Regions from separate parts of the Homo sapiens genome. Here region 2 is linked to region 1. Evidence: read pairs that join two places in POLR2A ChIA-PET (ENCODE). Cell type or tissue: PC-9. All regions are shown on one strand.

Region 1 (8,000 bases):
TGAATAGCAAAATAAAATTTTCAAATAAGCCAAAACTTAATTTGCTTGTAAGGATATCAAAGTTTTAGTCACTTAAAAGTTGTATTAAATAATCTGGTACGTAACTGCAGAAGAGATTTCTCAAGGATCTGTTTGTGATTATCTAATCTTAGAGGTTAGAACGAAAAAGATGAAGCAAGGTTTAGAACATGTTAGTCAGGCATGGTAGCACACATCCATAATCCCAGCTACTTGGGAGGCTGAGGCAGAAGAACTGCTTGAGCCTAGGAGCTTGAGGCTGCAGTGAGCTAAGATCATGCTACTATATGCCAGCCTGGGCAACAGAAGAAGAACCTGTCTCTAGATAAATAAAGTTTTGGAGTATGTGAAAGAATTTTTCACCTGTAGATAGCACTTCTCCCTTTTAGAAAAAGACAAAATAAGTTTACTAGGGTTTCTATATTTTAGGTCCAAAATATATTAAGAATCAATTGATAACGTTGATAGGTCATGACGGCAAACCAGAAAAATATTCTGATGTGTTCATTAAAATAAAATAATTTAGCCAATAGCCAGGCGCAGTGGCTCATGTCTGTAATCCCAGCACTTTGCGAGGGCAAGGTGATTGGATCACTTGAGCCCAGGAGTCCGAGACCAGCCTGGGCAACATGGCGAAACCCTGTCTCTACAAAAGTTTTTAAAAATTAGCCAGGCGTGGTGATGCATGCCAGTAGTCCCAGCTACTCAGGAGGTTTGAGGTGAGAGGATTGCTTCAGCCTGGGCAATCAAGACTGCAGTGAGCCATGATCTCACCACTGTACTTCTGCCTGAGTGACAGAGCAAGAACCTGTCTCAAAATAAAATAAAATAAATTTAGCCAATAGTAGTTAGAGCCTTTCTTTTCTGCCAGGATCCTAAATAGAAATAAGCCAATGCAAGACAAATCCCTCTACTTCTGATGTAATGGTCGTGGAGGAGCAGGACAATGAGAAGCTGGTCTATTCTGTCTTAATGACAGACTGGAGCATTCTGTTAGGGTAACCTGAGTCTCAACCCTTCTACTTAGCCATAACTGCAGCAAGAAGCCTGAGGACCTGCAGAGCAGAGCAAAGCCAGAAGGTGTCTTCAAGATTCCATTCAAAATAAGTTATATCCATCCTGATAAAAAATATTCCTAGACCTATGAGTTTCTTCTACACAAGAAGCAGAGAAGACCAGAAGCCTGGGCAATTGGTGTCATTTCTATGTTTGTCACTTTATTCACACCAATAATAAATAGATATCTTTTCTTTCTTAATAGCCTTATACTAAAGAATGCTTTAAATGAGCCATGCAGGTGAATCAGGAAGGACTGCAATAGATAATGTGCAAAGTACTGAAGTTAGTTCACAAAAGCCATTCTGTAACGGTATTGAGCTAACAGGCCACCGTGTGTACTATATAAAAACAGGTCTCCTCAAAATCTCCAGGTTTGGACTCCGGATTAGTCTCCCAAGAAATACAGTAGATAAAATCACATCCTTTAATTGGAAGTTTTATAAGACAACACCTTGTATCTCACTACATACACAAAGAATGGGACTGCTTCTCACCTTTGCTTGTTTAGAAGTATTGAGTTTGATAGCAGAAACCTTCCCAGCATGATCACCTACAAAAACTCTAAGAATAGCTGTATCCCAGCAGAGAGCTGTGACTCTTCGGCCTTTGTGTTCTGAAGACACATACATTTGTTCCGGTTTCCCACGACGCTCTTGATTTAATTCCCAAACAACCACAAGACCTTGACTGCAAGAATTGAGTCACAGAGGCAAACGTGGCAACAGTGAACAAGGTACAATTTTGTTGCATCACAGTATCAACTATATCAAATACATATGCAACTCTTGTTCTTCAGAAAAGAGGAAGTATTATAAAAAGTCAAGGTATTAATTTCCTTGTTTTAGTCACCAAACCAGTTTAATAGGAGAAGTTAAATGATCTAAATTATCTCTGTTCCCTTTATCTTTTAAGGCCTTTGAAATGTTGTAACCTTAAATTAGCATTTTCTACAAATACTAGGATGACCAGCTGTCCATTCTGGTTTGCTGGGTACTGAGAGATTTCCTGAGACACAGGAGTTTCACTGTTAAAACCGGGACAATCCTAGGCAAACCAGGATGGTTGGTCACCCTAACAAACACATGTGTCAATTTAAAATGCATTTGAAAAAGGACAGATAGTTTTGGAACAGATTCTTACCTGGTAGCTACAGCAACATAATCATCATCATGTAAACAACAGGCGACTTGAGAAATTGCACCTTCCTAGAGCACAAAAGAAAATACATTTTTTAAATCTCAAGTTTTACATTATTATTATTATTATTTTTTTTTTTTTTTTTGAGACTGAGTCTCGCTCTGTTGCCCAGGCTGGGGAGCAATGGTGCGATCTCGGCTCACTGCAACCTCCACTTCCTGGGTTCAAGCGATTCTCCTGCCTCCGCCTCCCAAGTAGCTGGGATTACAGGCACTCACCACCACGCCCAGCTAATTTTTGTGTTTTTAGTGGAGACGGGGTTTCACCATGTTGGCCAGGCTGGTCTCCAACTCCTGACCTCAGGTAATCCATCCGCCTTGGCCTCCCAAAATGCTGGGATTACAGGCGTGAGACACCGCACCAAGCCAAGTTCTACATTCTTTTATTCCAAATGATTATTTATATTGGAGAAATTTGCATTTATGAAAGAGACTCCAAATGGTGTATGACAGAGCTGCCCTTAATCTTACCCTGTGTGAAAGAAAAAGCCTGTGCTTCCAGCCTTCTTTCTGAATGAGATGGAGTCCTCCTCCTGAACTGCCCAAAGCCAACCATTTCCGAGACACAGCTATGCTCGTGCACTAAAAACATGTGAAGAGAAGTGTGAGATAATCACAGCTACTTAACCAAATAGACTATCCACTGAAAATAAATACTGAGGATTTATGCATCAGGCTCCTTCCCTCACTTTACCCTCTGCCCATATGGACACAATATGACACTTATTCTCTAGTTCTAGAATAGTAAAAAATACTGAAGAAAGAACATTTTGTTTTTAAACTTCTAAATGAATCTCACAAAGGCTGAATAGGCTCCATTGTATGAGTAATTTTCCCTTGGCAAACGCTGGCTGTTAAGACTTCATATTTTGTGTAATTTGGCTAGGTCATTCCAATGCTGACTACAACAATGGAAGACCAAGGAAGTTACCAGAAGATAAAGCAACCAGGTTAAATATTCGTTCATTTAAATCATTTCTAATCTGTACAAACACCACAAAACATCCACAAGTCTTAGGGTAGGTGAGACTCCATCAGAGAATGCAGTGGTCATGCCGTGCCCAATACCCCGTGGTAAAAGTTATTAGTTGATTGACTAAGAGACATTCCCAATCTTCTTCAATTTTGTTGCTTTTCACCATAGAAGTTGGAAAACCTAAATATTCACCTTCCCAGTTCCCTAGTTGCCAAGGGTTGTCATGTAACTCAATTCTAGCTAATAAGACCAAGGCTGCTGAGGCCTTGATGAAAGATGAAAGGCAGAGCCTGTAGAAAGCCTTTGCCCTTTGCCCCCACTTTCTTGAGATGTTAATGAGAACAGTAAGACTGGAGACAGGACACATATTGCAAAAGCAGCTAAAAGCTAACATATGTGCAATGGTAGAACAGGAAAAATGGGAGCCAGTTATATCATTGGGCCACTACACTAAACCCAGAACACTAACCTCCTATGAGATTATAAACATCTTTACCACGTAAGCTCCTATTAATATGTTACACCATACTGTAATTTGCAGCTGAAAAAATGTCTAACTGATATCAAGCCTCAAAATTGTTACTCATATTACTGTCTATCACTTCCTATTTTCCCTTTCCTCAGATGCTAGTATCTCCTTTAGGGCAGTAGCAAAAGTATAAAAATGAAATTACTTTGGTACTGGTTATGAAACTTTGTTTTTTACCACATCATTCCTGAGTTTAATCAAAATAACTCAGAGATTGAAGGAAGTACATAGTTCTTTGAATTCCAAGGACAATCAAAACACATACTTATTGAGGGAAAAAAAAAAATAGCTCAGGGCAGTCTGAGCTATGTGAAGTATGCAGGCCCAGACAGAAATGAATATGAGATATCAGTCATGCACCCACTCTCTGCACCCACGCCTGGGGGCAATTGTTTAAAGTAATTTTGTCACTGACTAGCTGTCTCACCTGTTACCTTCATGTCACTGAAATCTGTGATACAAAGAACAATGTATAGCCAATCAATAGTTTTTGTTATTTTAATATGAGTTTTTGCTAAACAACTCAGAATCTGCCTCTTCTTTTCCTTTAAAAATCCACTTGGGCTGGACAAGGTGGCTCATGCCTATAATCCCAACATTTTGGGAGGTCAGGATGTCGAGACCAGCCTGGGCAACAGAATAAGACTCCAGCCCTAATTTAAACATTTTTATTTTTAAGAAATCCAGGCCAGGCGCAGTGGCTCACGCCTGTAATCCCAACACTTTGGGAGGCCAAGGTGGGCGGATCACGAGGTTAGGAGATCGAGACCATCCTGGCCAATAAAGTGAAACCCCGTCTCTACTAAAAATACAAAAATTAGCTGGGTGTGGCAGTGCGTGCCTGTAATCCCAGCTACTTGGGAGGCTGAGGCAGTAGAATCACTTGAACCCAGGAAGTGGAGGTTGCAGTGAGCCAAGATTGCGCCACTGAACTCCAGCCTGGTGACAGAGCTAGACTCCGTCTCAAAAAAAAAAAAAAAGGCCGGGTGCGGTGGCTCATGCCTGTAATTCCAGCACTTTGGGAGGCCAAGGCAGAAGGACTCACTGAGCCCAGGAGTTTGAGACCAGCTACAGCAACATAATGAAACCCTATCTCTAAAAAATATATAAAAATTAGGCAGGCCATGTGGTGTGGTACATGCCTGTAGTCCCAGCTACTTGAGAGGCTGAGGCAAGAAGACTGCCTGACGCCAGTTCAAGGCTACAGTGCACTGCAGTGTGCTATGACTCAGCTATGATGCCTGTGAATAGCCACTGCACTCCAGCTTGGGCAACATAGTAAGACCGCATCCCCCCTCCCCCGACCAGCCGTCTCAAAAAATAATCCACCCAGCACTTTGGGAGGCCGAGGCGGGCGGATTACTTGAGGCCAGGTGTTCAAGACAAGCCTGGCCAACATGGCAAAACCCCGTCTCCACTAAAAATTCAAAAATTAGCCAGGCATGATGGTACACACCTGTAATCCTAGCCTCTCTGGTGGCTGAGGCATGAGAATCACTTGAACCCGGGAGGCAGAGTTTGCAGAGAGCTGAGATGGTGCCACTGTACTCCATCCTGGGCAACAGAGCAAGACTACATCTCAAAAATAAATAAATAAATAAATAAATAAATAAATAATCCACTTGTAACTGCTGCTAATCAAAGTGTATATTTAAAGCAACTTTTATCTATGTTCCCAGGTTGTAATCCTCAAGCTTGGCCCTAATAAACTGTCTGCTTATATTATTTTCGCCTTTGTCTGTTTTGTTTTCTGGGTTTTTTTATTCCTTTTGAGATAGGGTCTTGCTGTGTCACCCAGGCTGGAATGCAGTGGAGCTATCACAGCTCACTGTAGCCTCAACCTCCCTGGCTCAAGCAATGCTCCCAACTCAGCCTTCTGAGTAGCTGGGACCACAGATACCCACCACCACGTCCAGCTGATTTTTGTATTTTTTGTAAAGATGGGGTTTTGCCATATTTCCCAAGCGGTCTCAAACTCCTGAGCTCAACCAATCCTCCCACTTCTGCCTCCTAAATTGCTGGGATTACAGGCATGAGCCACCAAGCCAGGGCAGCTTCTTCCTCTTAGCTTCTTCCTCTTAGGTCGACATTCTGCCCAGAGCTAACTAACTTTTGCTTTTCTCCCTAAAACGAGGGTTACACCAGACTCCCTGTTTTGGAATGACCTTAGTATAACTACATGTTATTCAAAATGTAAAGGGGTTATTGGGGCTCAGCAACCAATACCCCAAAATAGGGAGCTTTGACATGCTGACAGTTCTTAGAAGCTGCCTCAAAACCAAAGTCCCTTTAACCTTGTCTCGTTTCCACCTCTCCACCAAGCACAGAGTGGGACTCTCTCCAGAGGAATTTCCTTATCTGACCAAGAAAGCTTCTTTCCAAAGTGGGCCAGGCTCAATGGCTCATGCCTGTAATCCCAGCACTTTGGGAGGAGGCAAGAGGATTGTCTGAGGCTAGGAGTTTGGGACGAGCCTGGCCAACATGGTGAAACTCTGTCTCTACGAAAAACACAAAAATTAGCCGGGCGTGGTGGCAGGTGCCTGTAATCCCAGCTACTCTGGAGGCTGAGGCACAAGACTCACTTGAACCCAGGAAGTGGAGGTTGCAGTAAGCCAAGATCGTGCCACTGCACTCCAGCCTAGGCAAGGGAGTGAAACTCTATCTTAAAAAAAAAAAAATAGAAAGAAAGAAAGAAAGAAAAAGAAAGCTTCCTTCCAAAAGAAATGCAATTGTCCTAAACCCTTTCCCTAAGGATCTCATCAAATAACCAGGAAAAATCAACAGACCGGGAGTCATCATCATGCCCAGATAGACTTTTCATTTATTCTTCTGAAGGTAGCTCCAAGAGTTTATCTGGGGGATTTTACCTGCATAAGTCAGATTGTTCCTATGCAGCTCCATCCCTCACCTTCCCATGTCTGCCTCCCACTTGCTAGGTCTATTCATTCTCCATAATGATTTATTGCCACTCAAAACAATCATCTACATTCTCCATATCCCCACTTCCCTATGAAAGAGGGTACACACAGCCAGGCATGGTGGCTCCCTCCTGTTATCCCAGTGCTTTAGGGAAGCCAAAGGCCAAGGCACATGATTGCTTGAGGCCAGGAGTTCGATGTTATCATGAGCTATGGTCTCACCACTGTACTCCAGCCTGGGCAACATAGCAAGACCCCATCTCTACAAAAACTTTAAAAATTAGCCTGGCATGGTATCGAGTATGTTTAGTCCCAGCTGCTCAGGAGGATGAGGCAAGAGAATTACTTGAACCCAGGAGTTTGAGGTTACAGTGAGCTAGGATCTCCCCATTGCACTTAGGCCTGAGCAACAGAGACAACCTGTTTCAAAAGAAGAAAAAAAAAAGAAAGAAAAGAAAATAAGATTTTATATGCCTTTTCTCCTATTAATCTTATTTTTAGTAGCTGATTTTTAGCAAACCTTCAGAAGATGAAGAGACAGTTTTCTCTTGGTCTTTGTGAGATATACTCATTTATACCATTTTATTTTCAATCAAATATATTACTTTCTGAGAGAAGACAGCAAGAACACTAACGGGGAAAAATGAAGCAAGTCAGTATCATGGTTTCCAGGGATGGTAAATTAGAATTCAAAAGATAGCTCAAAAAATAAATCAAGAAAGAGCTATGAAAATTATACCTCTATGTAAAGTGTCAACCTAAAAGGAAGAAGTTGAGGCCAAATTAACATTGACTTTATTTGGGCCAAGGTTGAGGATGCAGCCTAGGACAAACTTCCAAGTTGCCTTGGGGAATGCTCTGGAAAACAAGAAACTCAAGTTTTCAGAAGAGGCTGTTTGTCAGGAATTCTCATTGGCTTACAGCAATAACATTGATTAGTGATTGGCTATACACTTTTGAACTATGAAGTGTACTGCATTTTATCACTACTTGGTGTCAGTTAGTCTAGTGCCCACATAGCAAGTAGCTTCAAGAGGTAATTAATTAGCTCAAACAAAAGTGATAAAACCTGTAATCCCAGCACTTTGGGAGGCCGAGGCGGGCAGATCACGAGGTCAGGAGATCGAGACCATCCTGGCTAACATGGTGAAACCCCGTCTCTACTAAAAATACAAAAAATTAGCCAGACGTGGTGGCGGGCACATGTGGTCCCAGCTACTTGGGAGGCTGAGGCAGGAAAACGGTGTGAACCCGGGAGGCGGAGCATGCAGTGAGCTGAGATCACACCACTGTACTCCAGCCTG
Region 2 (8,000 bases), 89 kb after region 1:
TATGTTCTTAGGAAAGGCCACATAATACACCAACTTTTATTCCTTACCCACTAGATGAGAAATTGATGCTGTTTTCCCCACACCTACAAACCGCCTATGTTTTTTCTCTGTGATGGCCTCTGGCTCAGGTGTGGGTAAGAAGAGTAACTGACACTCATTATATTGTGGATGATTTAGGGATAGATCTGCAGCTTGAATAACTTTTGGTAACGATAGACCACATCCAGTTGTATTAAAGCTGTTATTGGTGCTCCTGGCCTGAAATGGACCTATGAACTTTGAGTTGCAACTATAAGGATATTTTTTGCCAGTATTATACACTGCACAAACCTATTTATCCATAACTGTTAGTATTGGTTCATATATGGAATCAACCAGGGAATAGTTCAGATTCCATCTCTGAAAGATGGGCGGAAATCAGACTTTTTAACTTTTTAAGTTTTTTTTTTTTGAGACGGAATCTCGCTTTGTTGCCCTGGCTGGAGTGCAGTGGCACGATCTTGGCTCACTTGACCTCCTGGGTTCAAGTGATTCTCCTGCCTCAGCCTCCCGAGTAGCTGGGACTACAGGCACCCACCGCCACGCCTGGCTGATTTTTGTATTTTTAGTAGAGACAGGCCTTCACCATATTGGCCAGGCTGGTCTTTTTTTTTTTTTTTTTTTTTTTTTTCTGAGAAGGAGTCTCGCCGTGTCGCCCAGGCTAGAGTGCAGTGGCGTGAACTCCGCTCACTGCTAGCTCTGCCTCCCGGGTTCATACCATTCTCCTGTCTCAGCCTCCCAAGTAGCTGGGACTACAGGCACCCACCACCACGCCTGGCTAAATGTTTGTATTTTTTAGTAGAGACGGGGTTTCACCATGTTAGCCAGGATGGTCTCGATCTCCTGACCTCGTGATCCGCCTACCTTGGCCTCCCAAAGTGCTGGGATTACAAGCGTGAGCCACCGTGCCTGGCCTGGCCAGGCTGTCTTGAACTCCTGACCTCAAGTGATGTGCCCGCCTCGGCCTCCCAAAGTGTTGGGATTACAGATGTGAGTCACTATGCCCGGCCAGAACATTTCTTACTAATTTCAAGTCTTGATGCTGGTCAATATCACCTAGTTAAATGAATAACAACCTAAAATTGGTGTGTAGGATGGAATTTGAGAGAGTAGACAGAGCAGTTTTATATAATTGGAAGTTATTCTAGCAACTGCCAGTCCAGTGTTCTGCTTCCACATCTGCAGTGGTGGAACTCCTATAGAGCTCGCTTCAGTGGGGAGACAGGGCTGGAGAGAGGGTCAGTGCTATCTATGTAGGGTGTAATCTGTAAGTCAGCTTTTGAAATGGGGTGCCCTCTACTTTGAATATCTCGATACTGTACTAATAAAGTAACAGAACTCTCCTATGCCAGAAATATAGAAATTTTTCATGCTCTTCTAAAAATCTAGAAGTGGCAATTTTCCATTTAACTAAAGATTTGATGTCTTTTAGGACTTGGCAGATGAACTTGCTCTTGTTGATGTCATCGAAGACAAATTGAAGGGAGAGATGATGGATCTCCAACATGGCAGCCTTTTCCTTAGAACACCAAAGATTGTCTCTGGCAAAGGTTGATTTCAACAAGTTTATATTATAATCCATGCTTGACTTAAATTCTTTTTCCAGATGGTCTCCATTTGTTGCTTAGGGTAGAGTGCAGTTGCACAATTATGGCTCACCACAGCCTCGAACCCTGGGCTCAAGCAATCCTCCTTCCACTTCATTACCCCCTCCCCCTCACAAAGAAACTGGGACTATAGGGTATGCTACCATGCCCGGCTAATTTTTTTACTTTTTGTAGAGATGGGGACCCACTGTGTTGCCCAGGCCTGTCTTGAACCACTGGGCTCAAGTGATCCTCCCTCCTTAGCCTTCCGAAGTACTGGGATTGCAGGTGTGAACCACTGTGCCCGGCTTTAGACTTAAATGTTTTATCAGGCTTGAAATCCTAGCTCTTTAAAGATTTTGTTTTAAATGCCGGGTGCAAGAGCCTGGGAACAATTTCACTTAGGTGCCTGTGAATATCAAAGTTTCAATTTCTGGCAAATGGTTTAAAATAGAAATCCAATTTGTCCATGCTATGCAAACCATCTGAATTAGAATGTAATGAGTAAAGCTTAAACCTTAGGTCTGTATTTAACCACATTGTGTTACTTACTTGCCCCCACATCCTTTCACACACGAAGTTGAGAATAGGGTAAATAAATGAGCCTGTTCAGCTAATACTCTTGGCTTGACCCTTTCACACTTAACAGCACCAGCCAAGAAACCTGAATGTGAGCCCAAATAGTGTCTATTTTGATACCTGAAAATCACTGGCCACCTTGCTGATGGGCAACTCCCTTCATCACTGGTTTAACTCTCTTGTGCCATAGGGTATCTAGAAGCAAAATATGTTTGTTAAGTGTAAAGCTGTCTCTGCTTAAAAACAAGTCCCCCTACCACCACCACCACACACACACACACACACACACACACACACACACACACACACACACACACACGAAATTGCCTGTTCCTGGGCTGATAGGACACCAGTTAAGTAGAAACAGGAGTATGGAAGAGTGTGAACGTTGAGCTTGGGGATCAAAAATTTGAGGATATGTAAGAAATTAATAGGAGAATCAAATAATAAACTTGATTTCCTCCAGCTCTCCCTAATTGTAGTTACATAAAGTTACAACTTGACTAAAACTACAAGGAAGATGTTGACATGCTCTTCCTCCATTTAAGAAGCCATAATGATAAAACTCTAAGAACAAGAAAGGTTTGTGGAGCATTTATGGAACAAATTTTTGCTGCCTAGGTAAAATTTATTCTAAAGGCCTTAATCTGGTCATTATTCCCCTTTTCTCTAGACTATAATGTAACTGCAAACTCCAAGCTGGTCATTATCACGGCTGGGGCACGTCAGCAAGAGGGAGAAAGCCGTCTTAATTTGGTCCAGCGTAACGTGAACATCTTTAAATTCATCATTCCTAATGTTGTAAAATACAGCCCGAACTGCAAGTTGCTTATTGTTTCAAATCCAGGTGAGGCTTTTGACTGCATAAAAATTGACAAGCTATAGTAAAACTGATAGTATATGATATATATATTATATATATTTTAAATATTTTGAAATATTTTAAAAAATACATTTTTAAAAATATTTTCGAATATTATTTTAAAATATATATATATATTTTGAGGCGGAGTTTTGCTCTTGTCGCCCAGGTTGGAGTGCAGTGGCGCAATCTGGGCTCACTGCAACCTCTGCCTCATGGGTTCAAGCGATTCTTTTGCCTCAGCCTCTCAAGTAGCTGGGATTATAAGCGCCTGCCACCACACATGGCTAATTTTTTATATTTTTAGTAGAGACAGGGTTTCACCATGTTGGCCAGGCTGGTTTTGAACTCCTGGCCTCAAGCAGTCCATCTGCCTCCCAAAGTGCTAGGATTACAGGCGTGAGCCACCGTGCCCAGCCACGCATATTTATTGATTCATTTATTTTTCTTTTTTTTTTTTTTTTTTTTTTGAGACGGAGTCTTGCTCTGTCACCCTGGCTGGAGTACAGTGGCTTGATCTTGGCTCACTGCAAGCTCCGCCTCCCGGGTTCATGCCATTCTCCTGCCTCAGCCTCCCGAGTAGCTGGGACTACAGGTGCCCACCACGACGCCTGGCTAATTTTTTGTATTTTTAGTAGAGACGGGGTTTCATCAGGTTAGCCAGGATGGTCTCGATCTCCTGACCTCGTGATCTGCCCGCCTTGGCCTCCCAAAGTGCTGGGATTACAGGCGTGAGCCACCGTGCCTGGTGATTCATTTATTTTTCATGTTTCATTTCCCTTCTAAGGAGATTTGTGTGTGTGTGTTTTTTGTTTTTTAATAATTTTAAAACATTAAAGGGAATACAATGCCTTTAAATGTAGTTGGAGCTTAAAATTACCTGCCCAAGATCTTGGATAAGGGATAAGTTTGTGAATAATTGTTATTCTCTTTTTTTTTTTTTTTTTTTTTGAGACAGTCTCACTTTGTAGCTCAGGCTGGAGTGCAGTGGTTCGATCTTGGCTCACTGCAACCTCTGCCTCCTGGGTTCAAGCAATTCTCCTGCCTCAGCCTCCCAAGAGCTGGGATTACAGGCACGTGCCACCATGCTCGGCTAATTTTTGAAGTTTTAGTAGAAAGGGGTTTCACCATGTTGCCCAGGCTGGTCTCAAATTCCTGAGCTCAGGTGATCCATCTGCCTCAGCCTCCCAAAGTATTAGGATTACAGGCGTGAGCCACCGTGCCCGGGCCCATAATTGTCTCTTAGTTGATAAACAGTTTATTTTCATAAAACTGTTACTATACTTTTTTTTTGAGAGCATGTCTCACTCTGTCGCCCAAGCTGGAGGGCAATGGGATGATCATGGCAGCTTTGACCTACTAGGCTCAGGTGATCCTTCTTCCTCAGCCTCTTAAGTAGCTAGGACTACAGGCGTGCACCAATATGCCTGGCTAGTTTGTTAAAAGTTTTTTTGTAGAGATGGGGTTTTGCTATGTTGCCCAGGCTGGTCTTGAACTGCTGGCCTCAGGCAGTCCTCCCACCTCAGCCTCCCAAAGTGTTGGGATAACAGGTGTGAGTTGTCATGCCCAGCCAAAACTACTTTTTGAATAATTAATGGACTTGATATACATAGTGTAGAGGCTTAAAAATATTAACAAAATTATTGGTTAGCCATGATCAATATCAAGATCCTGAAAAGCCATATATCTGGAGTAGCCTATTATTATCTAATGATCACCTAGTATCTGGTTAAGTGTTTTCTTCATAGTAGGTATATCTTTTTTGTGTGTAGGGAGAGGATAATGGGTGATTTTTATTTTCTCCTTTTTCATAGTGGATATCTTGACCTACGTGGCTTGGAAGATAAGTGGTTTTCCCAAAAACCGTGTTATTGGAAGCGGTTGCAATCTGGATTCAGCCCGATTCCGTTACCTAATGGGGGAAAGGCTGGGAGTTCACCCATTAAGCTGTCATGGGTGGGTCCTTGGGGAACATGGAGATTCCAGTGGTAAGCATAAGTTATTTTCTTTTTGTTTTTGAAAAGATTATATAAAAAGTCGATGGGCATTATATTATTCAATTAGAGCCTAATCAAATATCCATTCAGTAGGATGGAATGGTTTCCCGAAATCTAGCATTTTGTATAATTATATGTTAAGAATTGTTAAGATTGTTGCCATTTTATATGGCATTTTATGGCGAGGGGGACGGGAAATGAAATTTCTCTTCTTACCATGGATATCTTAAGACTGTAGTTCTTAGGATGTCTTCAGTCATTTAATATCACAGCTGTTTATACCTGACTTGTACTGCCTGGCCCTGAAAAGATGAGCAAATCCAAATGCACAAAAGTTATATTATCACAGTTGAAAAATGTTATGATTAGGTTCTGTATGCTAAGAAAACCCCCCTTATGTTCTCATACTATCTTTATATTTCAAATATACATGGGTTAAACATTTCAATTGGCTAGAGAAACAGGTTAGAATACAGTTAAAATTCTTAGTTTTACATAATGTAAGTAAATGAAAATCTAATCTAAAAGTGAGTAATGACTACATTAGTAGTCTTGACCATCTACCAAAATTGAGTATTCTTCCTCCGAAGATAAGAGAATTAGGAAAATGAATCACAATTACTAATCTGTTGGTACATGAAAATAAATGTAGTCTGTACTATTTCTTTTAGTGCCTGTATGGAGTGGAATGAATGTTGCTGGTGTCTCTCTGAAGACTCTGCACCCAGATTTAGGGACTGATAAAGATAAGGAACAGTGGAAAGAGGTTCACAAGCAGGTGGTTGAGAGGTAATAAATCTTTCAATTTGGCAACACAGAATATTAACATTTACTATTTTTATTTAAAAGGTTAAAATTGTAATAGTATTTGCATTTGAGAACTTTTTGTTAGAAAACTTGTGTGGTTTTTTTGTTTTGTTTTGTTTGAGACAGAATCTTGCCCTTTCGCACAGGCTGCAGTGCAGTGGCGCAATCTTGGCTCACTGCAACCTCTGCCTCCCGGGTTCAGGCGATTCTCCTGCCTCAGCCTCCTGGGTACCTGGGACTACAGGCATATGCCATGACGCCCGGCTAATTTTTTGTATTTTTAGTAGAGATGGGGTTTCACCATGTTAGCCAAAAAAAAAAGAATGTGCCTCACCTTGCAAGGCCCAGGCCCTAGGATCACTTGAGCTCAGGAGTTCAAGGCCAGCCTGGGCAACAGGGCAAAACCCTGTCTCTACAATAAATACACAAATTAGCCAGGCATGGTGGTGAGCACCTGTGGTCCTAGCTACTTGAGAGGCTGAGGCAGGAGGATCGCATGAGCCTGGGAGGTCAAGGCTGCAGTGAAGCGAGATCCTGCCACTGCACTCCAGAGCCTGCTAGCCTGGGTGACAGAGTAAGAGCCTGTCTCAAAGGAAAAAAAAAATTATTGAAATAGGGAAGCTTTCAACTTGGTGGCATTATTTACCTTTGTGGTCCTGTGTGGACCTCAGGTCTATAGAATTAAAAAATGAATCATAGCCGGGCATGGTGGCTCATGCCTGTAATCCCAGCACTTTGGGAGGCCGAGGCAGGCAGATCACGAGGTCAGGAGATGGAGACCATCCTGGCTAACACGGTGAAACCCCGTCTCTACTAAAAATACAAAAAATTAGCCGGGCGTGGTGGCAGGCGCCTGTAGTCCCAGCTACTCGGGAGGCTGAGGCAGGAGAATGGCATGAACCCGGTAGTTGGAGCTTGCAGTGAGCCGAGATCGCGCCACTGCACTCCAGCCTGGGCGACAGAGCGAGACTCCGTCTCAAAAAAAAAAGAATCATAATCTTTAGTTCATAACATATTCTTGTGATTGGTCAAGCAAGGCCCTCTTGTTTGTATTTGTTTAATTAAATAAAACCTGTGAACCCACCACCCAGCTCAAGAAAGAAACACAATATCTGTCAAATAACATTGTTGAATCAGAATTTAGTATTCTGCTGGTGTTTGGAAATAAGTGGATTCTGTGCTCTTTCCCCCAGCTATCCCTCTGTCCCCCTCACGCTCCCACTTGAGATAATCCTGAGTTAAGGATGCTATGTTATCTTGGATTTCTTTTTAAAATTCAATATTATATTTTTAAGAATTATCCAATTTTTTTTACAAGTAGCTATAGTTTATTTTTTGATAGCTGTGTAATATTCCATTGTATCAGTATACCATGATTTATCCATTCTTCTGTTGGAGGACATTGGAAAGATTGTCATGTTTTTGCTGTTACTAACAGTACTGTTAATGAATATCCCTGTACATAATATCCTAGCATACATGTGTGCAAGGGTTATTCTTGGTATAATGCAACATTGTGGCATTATTTACTGTAAAATGTGTATTAATGAAAACTTTGTTTTTCTTTCTTTCTCCCACCCTGCTTTTTCTGCCTTTACCTATGGTTTCCTATCATACAGTGCTTATGAGGTGATCAAACTCAAAGGCTACACATCCTGGGCTATTGGACTCTCTGTAGCAGATTTGGCAGAGAGTATAATGAAGAATCTTAGGCGGGTGCACCCAGTTTCCACCATGATTAAGGTAGGTCTATGTAGTGATACGCTGCATTTGAATGCTTTTTGCTGGCTTTTTAAAAAAGATTCTTCTGAGAAAGATTAATACAAGTCTTCCATTACTGACTTAAGTGAAATAAATTAATGTACCCACAGCTTACCTTTTTTGAAAGAAATGGTTGAGCTTTAGGATTAATGTCCATTAGGCCTGTTCAACACATAGATACTTGATAATTTGACTACAAAAAAGTCTTGTTCAATTATGCTGAGGTAGGTGGAAGACTATAAAAGAAATAAACTATTTCTCCATTGGGGAAAATAGAAATTATATTCAAGTTAGCATTATGTTACTATTTTTAATGACTTTCTTTTATACTATTAATTAAATCATAACTGAACACCTGGAAAGGAATTT

What was found. Peaks named below come from ENCODE experiments on the same cell type or tissue, not always from the same donor. Only the 100,000 strongest peaks of a DNase experiment are listed, where the experiment ranks them.
Region 2: POLR2A ChIA-PET joins it to region 1 with 10 read pairs; 33 of 35 experiments call an interaction of 5 or more read pairs at or near these places.

What each region holds. Positions count from the first base shown.
Region 1 is chr11:18,309,170-18,317,169 of GRCh38, forward strand. It overlaps HPS5 (HPS5 biogenesis of lysosomal organelles complex 2 subunit 2), which reads right to left. Exons shown (of 23, transcript NM_181507.2): 3 at 2,745-2,855; 4 at 2,218-2,282; 5 at 1,572-1,764. Among named protein-coding and RNA genes, the nearest start is that of HPS5, 9.0 kb to the right of the region's middle. RefSeq lists an enhancer at 1,658-1,737. In PC-9, no CTCF peak of the experiment used is centred here; DNase peaks (open chromatin) are centred at 1,802, 4,082 and 4,992; H3K4me3 peaks cover 1,422 bases; H3K27ac peaks cover 6,542 bases.
Region 2 is chr11:18,397,960-18,405,959 of GRCh38, forward strand. LDHA (lactate dehydrogenase A) reads left to right here. Exons shown (of 8, transcript NM_005566.4): 3 at 1,472-1,589; 4 at 2,878-3,051; 5 at 4,881-5,054; 6 at 5,735-5,852; 7 at 7,490-7,613. Among named protein-coding and RNA genes, the nearest start is that of LDHA, 7.4 kb to the left of the region's middle. In PC-9, no CTCF peak of the experiment used is centred here; no DNase peak of the experiment used is centred here; H3K27ac peaks cover 2,904 bases.